Linked DNA regions of Homo sapiens: region 1 is linked to region 2. Evidence: read pairs that join two places in POLR2A ChIA-PET (ENCODE). Cell type or tissue: CD4-positive, alpha-beta T cell. All regions are shown on one strand. Each heading gives the region's core, and the rest is flanking DNA. Links, peaks and the distances in the headings are about the cores only.

Region 1 (5,369 bases), core at 169-5,168, 220 kb after region 2:
TCCTACTTGCAAGAGCACTGCATGCTAGGAAGGAACTAGGGAGGGGCCGTGGCACGGAAACCAGGGAAGCATTGGCTTTAGCTAGGCGGTCGGGAAGGTACCGCTCCTTCATCACGCATGTCACCTTTGTACTTGGCTGTCATCTGTCTCCGCTACTAGACTTCAGCTCCCTGAAAGCAAGGGTCATAGCTGCTTGGTTCCCCATTGTCTCCCCAGAGCCTGGCACAGGAGTGCTCAATAAATATTTGGTGAATGAATGAATGCCAATTTGGGCATCCTCAAGATAGGGAGGTGATTACAGGCTGGGGTTGGGGGTACATTCTTTGGGGAGAATATGTGGAAGGGGAAGAGCAGGAGACCTGGGAAGACCATGGGAGAGGAGCCTTAGAGAGGAAGAGATCTGGGGGCCTGGGAGAGGCTGGGGCCATGGACGCCTCACCTTTTCCTTGTGCCCATACATGCTCCCTGCGGCTTCTAGCTCTTCCTGATGAGCTGGAAAGGGCTCTGAGGACCTATCATTTCCAGCACCAGAGGTCCCTAGAGTCTAGACCCAGGGGACCACCCTGGGACTTAGGGACTCAGATGGAACCTGAACTTCTTCACACCTGAAACCCTTGGCTCCATCTTCCACACCTGAAAACCCCTGGCCCCATCCTTCTCTGCTAGGACTTGGCTCAGGTCTTGGGTGTCAGTTACTCCAGGATGCATCCCTTGACTCCCAGTCTGGGTTAAGAAGCCACCTTCTGGCTTCTACAGCCCCCAGTGCTTCCCTCAGTCACAACCTGGCCACACCAAGTGTCATCCTCTGTCCAGGTATCTGCCTCCTCAGCCTGGGGCTCTCCAGGGCAGTGAGCCTGACTCATCTCTGGACCCAGCACCACCCAGCACAGGGCTAGGCCGGGAGAAGCCTCAGGTGGTGGCAGACAGGCCAGCAGGGACAGTAAGTAATGGCTCTGAGTGCGCTGATTGTTCTGCCTTGACTGGGACACCTGGGGGTGGGAGTGAGAAAGGGTTAAGCTGAGGCCGTAACTACATGAAACATTCAGGTGATCCAAGATGTTGTGGGTCAATAGTAAGAGGGAAGCTGTACCTTAGTGCCCAGAACCAAAAGGTGAGCACAGCTGGCACTCTGAATAGAGCTCCATCCCTCAAGGCCCTTTAATAGGAGAAAAAATCTGGGAACCAAAGGCAGTGCAGGAGGGGAGCAGATTAAGTTCTTTCTCTCTCCTTCCTTCCTTCCTTCTTCCTTTCTCTTTCTTTCTTCCTTTCTTTTCTTTCTTTTTTTTTTTTTTTTTTTTTTTTTTGAGACGGAGTCTCGCTCTGTTGCCCAGGCTGGAGTGCAGTGGCGTGATCTCGGCTCACTGCAACCTCTGCCTCCCAAGTTCAATTGATTCTCCTGCCTCAGCCTCCAGAGAAGCTGGGATTACAAGCGTGTGCCACCATACCCAGCTAATTTTTGTATTTGTAGTAGAGACGGGGTTTCCCCATGTTGGCCAGGCTGGTCTCAAACTCCTGGCCTCAAGTGATTCACCCGCCCTGGCCTCCCACAGTGCCAGGATTACAGGCATGAACCACTGTAAGCGCTTATTTCAAGAATAAAGGGAAGGGCGGGCACAGTGGCTCACACCTGCAATCCCAGTACTTTGGGAGGCCAAGGCGGGAGGATCGCTCAAGACCAGGAGTTCGAGGTTGCAGTGAGCTATGGCACCACTGTACTCCAGCCTGGGCGACAAAGTGAGACCTCATCTCTTAGGACAAAACAAAACAAAACAAAATATAGAACTGAAGAAAGAGTAATGAGGGCGGGAATATTCGGTGGGGCCCCAGTTGGAGCTCTTGTCCTGGCTCTGCCACTATCTGTACAGTCCTGCGCGAGTCGCCACACTTTCCAGCCTCAGGCTCATCTGATACTTGAAGTAGGAAGTGCAGGAGTGGCTACCTGCAAGGGCTGAGGCTGCAGGTCCCGCTGCGGCCACAGGGCAGTGACCTAGAGACGGCCGGGGACAGAGCCAGCGCGGGGGTGGGGAGTCAGGGCCAAGCTCCTGCGCGCATTCAGAGACAGCACCAGGGAGAGGTGGAATGCGTGTGTTTATGTAGGTAGAAAAAGTGCACAGAACAGTGAGGGTGCAGGGAGCAAGGACGTCCTGGCCTGGCCTCCGATTCGCTGGAATTGCAAGGACCCTCCCCCAGTAAGGGGGCTCCCTCAAGGGTGGGAATAGAGTGGAGGCCCGCACGGGAGTTCTTGTCTGTGTGCAATCCACTTTGTGGGCGTGTGGGTTTAGGTCTGGCTGGGCCGTTTCTGAACTTGACCCCTGAGGACTCATAGTACCTTAGGGGCGGGGCTCTCCAGTGGGTGGGGCCTCCCGCTCTGAGAGCAAGGCCTCGGGGTCTGGAGGACCCGGCTTTTCCGGGAGGGCGCGGCCTCCGGGGGAGAGGGCGAGCCGAGCGGGCTGTCAGCCGAAGAGCTTCAGGAAGCAGGGCTGGCAGTAGGGCTTGCCGGCGCGCTCCTGGAAGGACCCCTTGGTGAGCGGGCGCAGGCAGAAGGTGCATGTGAAGTGGTCCGGGTGGAAGCGGCGACCCAGGGCCGACACGCAGCGGCCGGTCACAGGGAGGCCACACGTGGCGCACAGCGAGCCGCGTCGTGCGTGGAAGTGGTTCTCGCACAACGGGCGGCCCTCGTGCTCGAAAAAGCTGCCTCCCGAGAAGGGCGCGAAGCATTCCTGGGGAAGGGAAGCCGCGAAAGAGGACAGACAGGTCAGCGGCCACTGCCAGACAACGCGCGTTACTAGCGGATAACGCCCTGGGACCCCGCAGCCCGCCCTAGACGCGAAGAATCCCGTCCGGTGGGACCCTGCCCGGAAAACTCGCCCCACCCGAGGTTCCTAGCAGCACCTCCCGTGACCCGCCCCCCCGAGGGCCCGCCCCCTGCCCTGCACCCTTGACCCGCCCCTCCAAGGCCCCGCCCCACAGCCCTGTACCCTTGACCCGCCCCTCCAACGCCCCGCCCCGCAGCTCGCACCCTGCAGACGAAACAGTCCGGGTGCCAGAGCGCGCTGAGCGCCGAGATGTAGTTATCCAGGATGGGGCCCTGGCAGCCCTGGCAGCGCGGGGCGAACAGCTGCAGGAAGTCCCGGCGGCAGTAGGGGCGGCCCTCGCGCTCGTGGAAACCTAGGAGAGGGAACCGAGTGGGCTGAAAGCAAAGGGTGCGGGCGGGACGGGGGACCCACAAGACCTGAGATCTGGGGCCGAAGGAGGGGCAGTCCGAGGGAGCCTTGGGGAAGGAGGAGCCGGGTCTATGGCGGGACAGAGCGGGGAGGGCTCGGGTCCGGAGTCTGTGTAGGAGAGGGCAGGGCCAGAAGAGAGCAGAAGGAAAACCATGGCCCTGAGGACTCCGGAGGTCGGAGGGGCTGGGGCGAGACGTCGAGGGGACCCGCAGCTTTTAAGATGGGAGTCGAGTTCACTCTCACCCTCATCTCCGAAGGGCTCCCCGCAACTGACGCAGCAGAAATGCTCTGGGTGCCAGTGAGTGCCCAAGGCGGTCACCATCTTCTGCAGGGAGGGAGAGGGCACTCAGCGCGGCCTCCGTGCCTTCGCGCCTTCCTCTCCCGCGCGGAACCCGGGTGACTGGACTAAGGCATGCGTGGGGGGAGGGGGAGAAGATCTAACTAGGAACGTGGGGGTCAGAAAGGAAGAGTGGAGTCCAAGGGGCCGTGGACATTGCCAAGGGGAAGGGGTAGGGGTGGAGTGGGGTATCGCGGGTGGGGCGGGACCCATGCGGTGGAGGCCCGTCCCACAGCTCTCCTGGTGAGATAGGGCGGGCTCGGTGCGGCCGGGCGGGGCTCACGTGTCGGATGGGCTGGTTGCAGAAGCCACATCTTGGCGAGAAGCGCTCAAAGTAGCACTCGGGGCAGAAGGGGGCTCCATCCTTCTCGAAGAAGCTGCTGCCTCCCAGGGCGGTGGAACAGCCTCCGCAAACGAAGTGCTCGGGGTGCCAGGCGCGGCCCAGAGCCGTCACCACCTGCGAGTGGGAGGTGAGGCGGGTCAGAGCGGCTCTGACAACCACATGCCCAGTGAGGCAAGATTTACGCGGCGTTTTTCGAGTCCTCTCTGAGCGATCAGAATAAAGAATCCAGTGTTCGAGATCACGCAGCCTGTAAGCGATGGAGATCTAGCTCCCGTGTTCCGTCTTCCAGCTGCGCTCCAGGATTGACCTATACATGAGGCACAGCAGGCACAGCGCCTGGAGCCCACAATACATTTAGGGGCCCATAAAAACGTTTTAATTTTTTTAAAATCAAAATACGATCAGGCTGGGTGGCTCGTGCCTCTAATCCTAGCATTTGGGAGGCTGAGGTGGGAGGATTACTTGAGTCCAGGAGTTTGAGACCAGCCTGGGCAACATGGCGAAGCCCCATCTCTACAATAAATAAATAAAATTAGCTGGGCGAGGTGGCGGGCGCCTTTAGTCCCAGCTACTCGGGAGGCTGAGCTGGGAGGATCACTTGAGCCCAGAAGGTCGAGGCTGCAGTGAGCCACAATCGCACCACTGCACTCCAGCTTGGGTCACAAGAGTGAGAATTTGCCTCAAAATAAATAAGAGGGAGGAAGTGAAAAATCCGTTTTTAAAAATTCAGAATAAAAAAATGAACTAGAAGAAAATGCTGTAATACACAATAATAACATACCCATCTTTACACCAACACAGACATAAAAATCTATTTATTTTAATGGACGAAGGGACTCATGAAGATGAAAGTGCCTATGATCCACAAAAGTCACAATGCCACCCTCCTTTGCTGAGATGGGCAATTCTGGGCTGGGAGTCAGGTACTTGATCTAGCAGGGGGCACTAGGTTAACCCCTAGGCACAGCTGTTGTCAATCACATCTGCTCAGTCAATAAAACAAGGACCAGTGAACCCAGTCCAGACTCTGACGGAGGAAGAGAGAGCCTTTGTAGATGCCTGAGAGATATTGGGTGGAGCCACAGAGTGTTTTGTGAAGATCAGATGAGATGAGGGTTTGTAAAGGAGCTGGCACAGTGCCTGGCACACAGTAGGACCACAATAAATGGTAACATGGTTGGAATTTTCACCCTACCACTAACCTGCTGTGTGGTTCAGAGCTTCAGTTTCCTCATCCATAAAACATAAGTAATAATGATACCCACTTCCCAGATTAACTTACTAAAAGGGAACAGCATAAAGCCCAGCTCTCACTAAAGATGGGTCTGTGACAGGTCTCTGCCTCCCTTCTCACAAGGCTCCACTTACTTGCCCAGCAATAGGTTTATTGCAGGAGCCACAGAGGCCTTTGGCCTGGGTGGGAACACCCCGGCGGCTGAGGTCGGACTGCAGCAGCCCCAGCATG
Region 2 (5,369 bases), core at 303-5,302:
GGACTCTGGATCAACTTTGCCTGACTCCAAAGCCCATGTACCTCCATAGACCTCACAACTCAAGCAGCTTCCCTAGGCCTTTGAGATCCTGAAGACTGACTCTTCTGCAATAGAATAAAGGTTCTTTTGAGATGCTCATCCTTCTAGTAGGATTATTCACAATTAGGAGTAATCCCCACCAGAGAATGCTTCTGAAATGTCTTGCAAACATTTAGATTAACTTGGGAAAATGGCTGATGGCTGAGTTTAAAAAATCAAGGCATAACTTTTTCATTTCTTACCATAGGAGAGATCTGAAAACACATATAATGCACGAACATGTGTGCAAATTATTTTCATCCCCGTGCGTTATTTGTAGTCTGATTATGATTTTTAACACAGACTAAATTAAACTACTGTTCCCGAAACAACGTTTTACTCTGAAAGCAAGAGACACAAAGGTAGATCTGCCGAGAAGACATTTCCTCCTGCCTCAATTTAGCCAAACAGCTGAGTACGTCTTAAAGTCAGCCTTCGATTTCTAACAAGTCAAGCTGTTTGCCAAGACCTCAATCAGATCATAAGAGTGCTTCAGCTACTTCATCATCCTAGAAGGTTGACCAGACAGATCGAAGCTCTGGGGGTGGAGTGGTGAGAGCACCCGCACTAGCAGGTGGGCAGCCATAGGTCCATAGATGAGAGTCATTCATTAGGTGGGGTGTTTTGGGGTCCTGACATTTATGACACAATTAATGTCTATATTACTAAATGTAAATTTTAAAACATTACAAATAATAAATCTACATATAAACTGAATATGTCAGCAATTACAATTATTGTTATTCATCATTATTCTAAGTGTGATCATTATTATTACCACAATTAGAAATAGTGGTTGTGATTGTTGTTGCTGCTGCTGCTGCTGTTGCTGCAGGGATGGTGATAAAAACACCGGGTAAGGCTCTGCTGCCTCCTCCACTTGTGGCATCGGGAGCTGCTGGCTCACTAGTTTGGTGCACACTCTGGACCTCTTTGGTGAAGCTGCAGCTGAAGAGCCTTCAGGCTCTGCTATGGCAGAGAAAGAGCCTGAGTCAAGGCCGAGAGCAGAATCCTGTGAATTTGAAAGTGGCAGGTAGGATGGTCCCGGGGTGCAGTTGATGGTGAAGAGGCACACACCACTTAGTGAATGAGTGGAAGCCTTTGGTGAAAGGCAGAGTTTGTCCATGACACAGATCAGATTCCACTTTGACTGGGGCCAATCAGTGAAACAGACACATCTGCAGAACTGGAAACAGAGGACAAAGATTCAGTTGATGTGTTCCAGAAGCAGACTGGAGTGTCTACTGAGAACACACTCACGGCTTTACCCCAGAACTCTGTTCCTACAGACATTCTCATGTGGAAAACTGCAATATGGTTCCACCACGTCTGATTGGTCCAGTATCCCCTTCTCTATTCTTCACTTTCTCCTTCCTTATTCCTTTACTGTACATAAATTATCAAGTGTAGCTGCACAAGCATATTGATGATTTTGTTTGCTTGCTTGTTTGATTGTACCGAATGGCCACCAGTTTGTGTTGAGTGATTGCCAATGGACACAAGGCGAGGGAAAACACTGATTCTGGGAAAAGACTCCCTTTCTCCACCAGGGGATGCTCACTTACCTCTTATCTCTATGTTCCAGGACTTTAACAACATAACAAACATAATGATCCTTAACGCTTGTTGCAGGGAGAAGAAAAAACCATAATAATCTTTGCATACATTGTTCGATTGGAGAATTTTGTTTTTGAAATATTCCATTGTGAAACTAAGGACAATTTCTTAACTTTCTTAAATGTAGCTGTTACACATAGGGCAAATCTGTCCTCACACAGGACTAAGTGACACTTACAACAACAGAATGAATCCCAGATATGTTCCTCTTCAAATCTGGCCTCTGGTTGTTTAAACATACATCTCGTGTAAAATATATATATTTAAAAATGTGTATAAATAGAAACATGAAGTTCCTCTAGCCACCAAGTAGGTTGGTTGGACTCAAAATGAGGTAGAAGGAGTTTCCATCTGCAGTACATTTGAAGTCCTCCTAGGAACCAGGGAACTGTCCACACCCTCTGAAGCTAGTCCCCTCCTCTTCTGCCTGGGGCAGGGTGCCCTGTGAGATTCCCATGTCCTGGCCCAGGAGGTATATGGAGGGTGGGAGGTTGTCGGTCTCACACCCAGCAGACATCCCTAGCCCAGGACTCTCTGGAAGGTATTACCAGAGTCCCCATAAGCTGCCAGGGTGACACCCTTCCAGAAAAGTTATACAGGTGAATTGTGCTTGGGGCCCAGTCCATGGGTGATACCAAGCCACTTTGCACCCTAGATAGAGGGCAACACCTCTAATGCAACTGCAAACTATAGTAAAGCTTTGTGTGTGTGTGTGTGTGTGTGTGTGCGCGCGCGCGTGCGTGCGTGTGTGTGTGTGACAGAGTCTCACTCTGCTGCCCAGGCTGGAGTGCAGTGGTGTGACCTCAGCTCACTGCAACCTCCACCTCCCAGGTTTAAGCGATTTTCCTGCCTCAACCTCCCGAGTAGCTGGGATTACAGGCACCCACCATGATGTCCAGCTAATTTTTGTATTTTTAGTAGAGATGGGATTTCACCATGTTGGCCAGGCTGGTCTTGAACTCCTGACCTCAGGTGATCCACCCACCTCGGCCTCCCAAAGTGCTGGGATTACGGGCCTGAGCCACCGCACCCAGCCCAAACTACATTAAGGCTCTATCTGCTGACAAAATCTGAGAGCCAGGAAATGGGACGTCCTCTTTATGCTTCAAAGGAAATGAGAACAGGCTAGAAGTGGTTTGTGCATGTGTTCATGACTGCCATTGTCAGGGTGAGTTGAGAAGTGCATGAGCTCAGAAAAGGACTGTGCCACATGACAAGCTGGAGTGGGTGTGACAGGGGAAGACTATAAACAAAATGTGTAAAGTAAAATGGAAGTTCCACTCAGTAAAGAAAACAGAATGAAAAAAGAAACCTGAAAACTCACTTTATTTTAAGAAGAAAAAAATCTATAATCAAACCTTAATTATGCTGTGGATGGCATATCTCTGCTTTCATGCAATGATCGGATGAAACCTGCAAGCTTGTCCAACCCACAGCCCATGGACCACATGGGACCCAGGATGGCTTTCAATGTGGCCCAATACAAATTCATAAACTTCCTTAAAACATTATGAGATTTTTTTTTGCAACTTTTATTTTTAGCTCACTAGGTATTATCAGTATTAGTATATTTTATGTGTGGCCCAAGACAATTCTTCTTCCAACATGGCCCAGGGAAGCCAAAACATTAGATATCCCTGTACTACAGGGTTCTAGAAAAATAAGTGATATGGTTTGGCTCTGTGTCCCTACCCAAGTCTCATCTCGAATTGTAATCCCCACTTGTCAAGGGAAGGACCTGGTGGGAGGTGATTGGATCATGGGGGCATTTTCCCCCATGCTGTTCTCACGATAGTGAGTGAGTTCTCACCAGAGTTGATAGTTTTAAAGTGTGGTGCTTCCTGTCTCTCTCTCTCCTGCTGCCTTGTGAAAAAGGTGCTTGCTTCTCCTTCACCTTCCACCATGATTGTAAGTTTCCTGAGGCCTCCCCAGGAAACAGTTAATTGAACTGTGAGTCAATTAAACTTCTTTTATTTATAAATATCCAGTCTCAGGTAGTATCTTTATAGCCATGTGGAAATGGACTAATAAAAAAATACATAGTGTGTACTCTTGCCACACATATGAAACTCAATTTCCATGAATTACCATGAGAAAAAAACAAATTAACCAGATTGAATCAGGGATGGAACTGATCACTACTGGGATGAAATACACTCAAATAGATTAAAATGTTGCTTGCAGTGTGTGTGTGTGTGTATGTGTGCATGCTTGTGTGTATGTTGGTGTGTGTGTATTTGTGGTGTGTGTGTGTAGTGTGTGCATGCATGTGTGTGTAGTGTGTATATAGTGTGTGTGTTGTTTGTGTGGTGCAGGTGATGTGTATACTCTGGTGTGTGTGCTGTTTGTGGTGTGTCTGCATGTGTGGTGTGTGTGTAGTGTAGGGTTGTGTGCTGTGTGTGTACGTGTGCTGTGTGTGGTGTGCATGCATGCGCATGTGGTGTGTGTAGTGTGTTTGTTGTGTATCTGTGTAGTGTGTGTGGTGTGCATGTGTACTGTGGTGTATGTGGTATGCATGTTTTGTGCATGCATGTGTGTGCTGTGTGCATGTGTGTGTAGTATAAGTATGTAATATATGTGTAGTATATGTATGTCGTGTGTGGTATACGTGTGTGTGGTGTGTGTGTATGTGGGGCGTGTGTGTGTTTTTTTTTTGTGTGTGTGACAGAGTCTAGCCCTGTCACCCAGGTTAGAGTGCAATGGCACGATACTGGCTCACTGCAACCTCTGACTCCCGGGCTCAAACGATTCTCCTGCCTCAGCCTCCCGAGTAGCTGGGATTATAGGCATCCACCACCACACCCAGCTAATTTTTTATTTTTAATAGAGATGGGGTTTTACCATGTTGGCCAGTCTGGTCTTGAACTCCTGACCTCGTGATCCACCCTCCTCGGCCTCCCAAAGTGCTGGGATTACAGGCGTGAGGTGTGTGGTGTTTTTCAGTGTGTAGTGTCTGTGCGTCTGTGTGCACATACGTGTGTGGTGTGTGTGTATGTGTGTGTGGTGTGTGTGGGTGTGTGTGTGTGTGTGGCGTACGTGTGTTTGTGCATGCATGTGTGGTGTGTGTGTATGTGGTGTGTGTGTATGTGTGCATATGTGTGTGATCTGTGGTGCGTTTGTGTGCATATGTGTGTGGTGTGTGTGTGGGGTGTGTGTGGTGTGTGGTTTGTGTGGGGGGTGTGTGTGGGGGTGTGTGTGTGTGTGTGGTGTGTATGGTGTTTGTGTATGTGTAATGTGTGTATATGGTGTTTGTGTATGTGTAAGGTGTGTGCATGTGTGTGCTGTGGTGTGTTTGCCCCTGAGTACCAGAAACGCTTCCTGCTTGAACTAAAGAAAATGCTCTGAGTTTTTTTAAAAAGTACTACTCTATGGAACCCAGAATCCTCCCACCTAGTAGGTGGCTCTTCAACCTCAGGTTTCAGTGTCAGCTCCTTTGAGAGCAGCCACCCAGCAGACCAAGTGCAGTGGGTGGGGAACATGGTGGGGAAGCCAGGGATTTTCTAGAGGGCGAGGCCCTAATTTGGGAGAATTCTGTGAAAGAATACATTCCCACCCACAGCCAGGAGCTAAGTCCTCATTTGGGCTCCAGAGGCAAAGTGATAGCTTCTCACCCCGCTGTTTTCTCCCCCACTCTGAAGGTGATCACCAGGTGGCGGCTGAAGATCAAAGATAAA

What was found. Peaks named below come from ENCODE experiments on the same cell type or tissue, not always from the same donor. Only the 100,000 strongest peaks of a DNase experiment are listed, where the experiment ranks them.
Region 1: POLR2A ChIA-PET joins it to region 2 with 13 read pairs; 6 of 35 experiments call an interaction of 5 or more read pairs at or near these places.

Annotation. Positions count from the first base shown.
Region 1 is chr16:31,474,661-31,480,029 of GRCh38, reverse strand. TGFB1I1 (transforming growth factor beta 1 induced transcript 1) reads right to left here. Exons shown (of 11, transcript NM_001042454.3): 7 at 5,273-5,369; 8 at 3,845-4,018; 9 at 3,468-3,549; 10 at 3,020-3,168; 11 at 2,072-2,720. The coding sequence ends at 2,454. Among named protein-coding and RNA genes, the nearest start is that of TGFB1I1, 5.2 kb to the right of the region's middle. RefSeq lists a silencer at 2,904-2,993 and enhancers at 2,287-3,019, 3,020-3,751, 3,752-4,484. In CD4-positive, alpha-beta T cell, for the core only: no CTCF peak of the experiment used is centred there; DNase peaks (open chromatin) are centred at 2,389, 3,009, 3,699 and 3,889; H3K4me3 peaks cover 1,706 bases.
Region 2 is chr16:31,693,354-31,698,722 of GRCh38, reverse strand. No RefSeq gene overlaps it. Among named protein-coding and RNA genes, the nearest start is that of KRABD5, 17 kb to the left of the region's middle. RefSeq lists an enhancer at 2,691-2,740. In CD4-positive, alpha-beta T cell, for the core only: CTCF peaks have their summits at 1,441 and 1,640 (motif pointing right); a DNase peak (open chromatin) is centred at 2,852.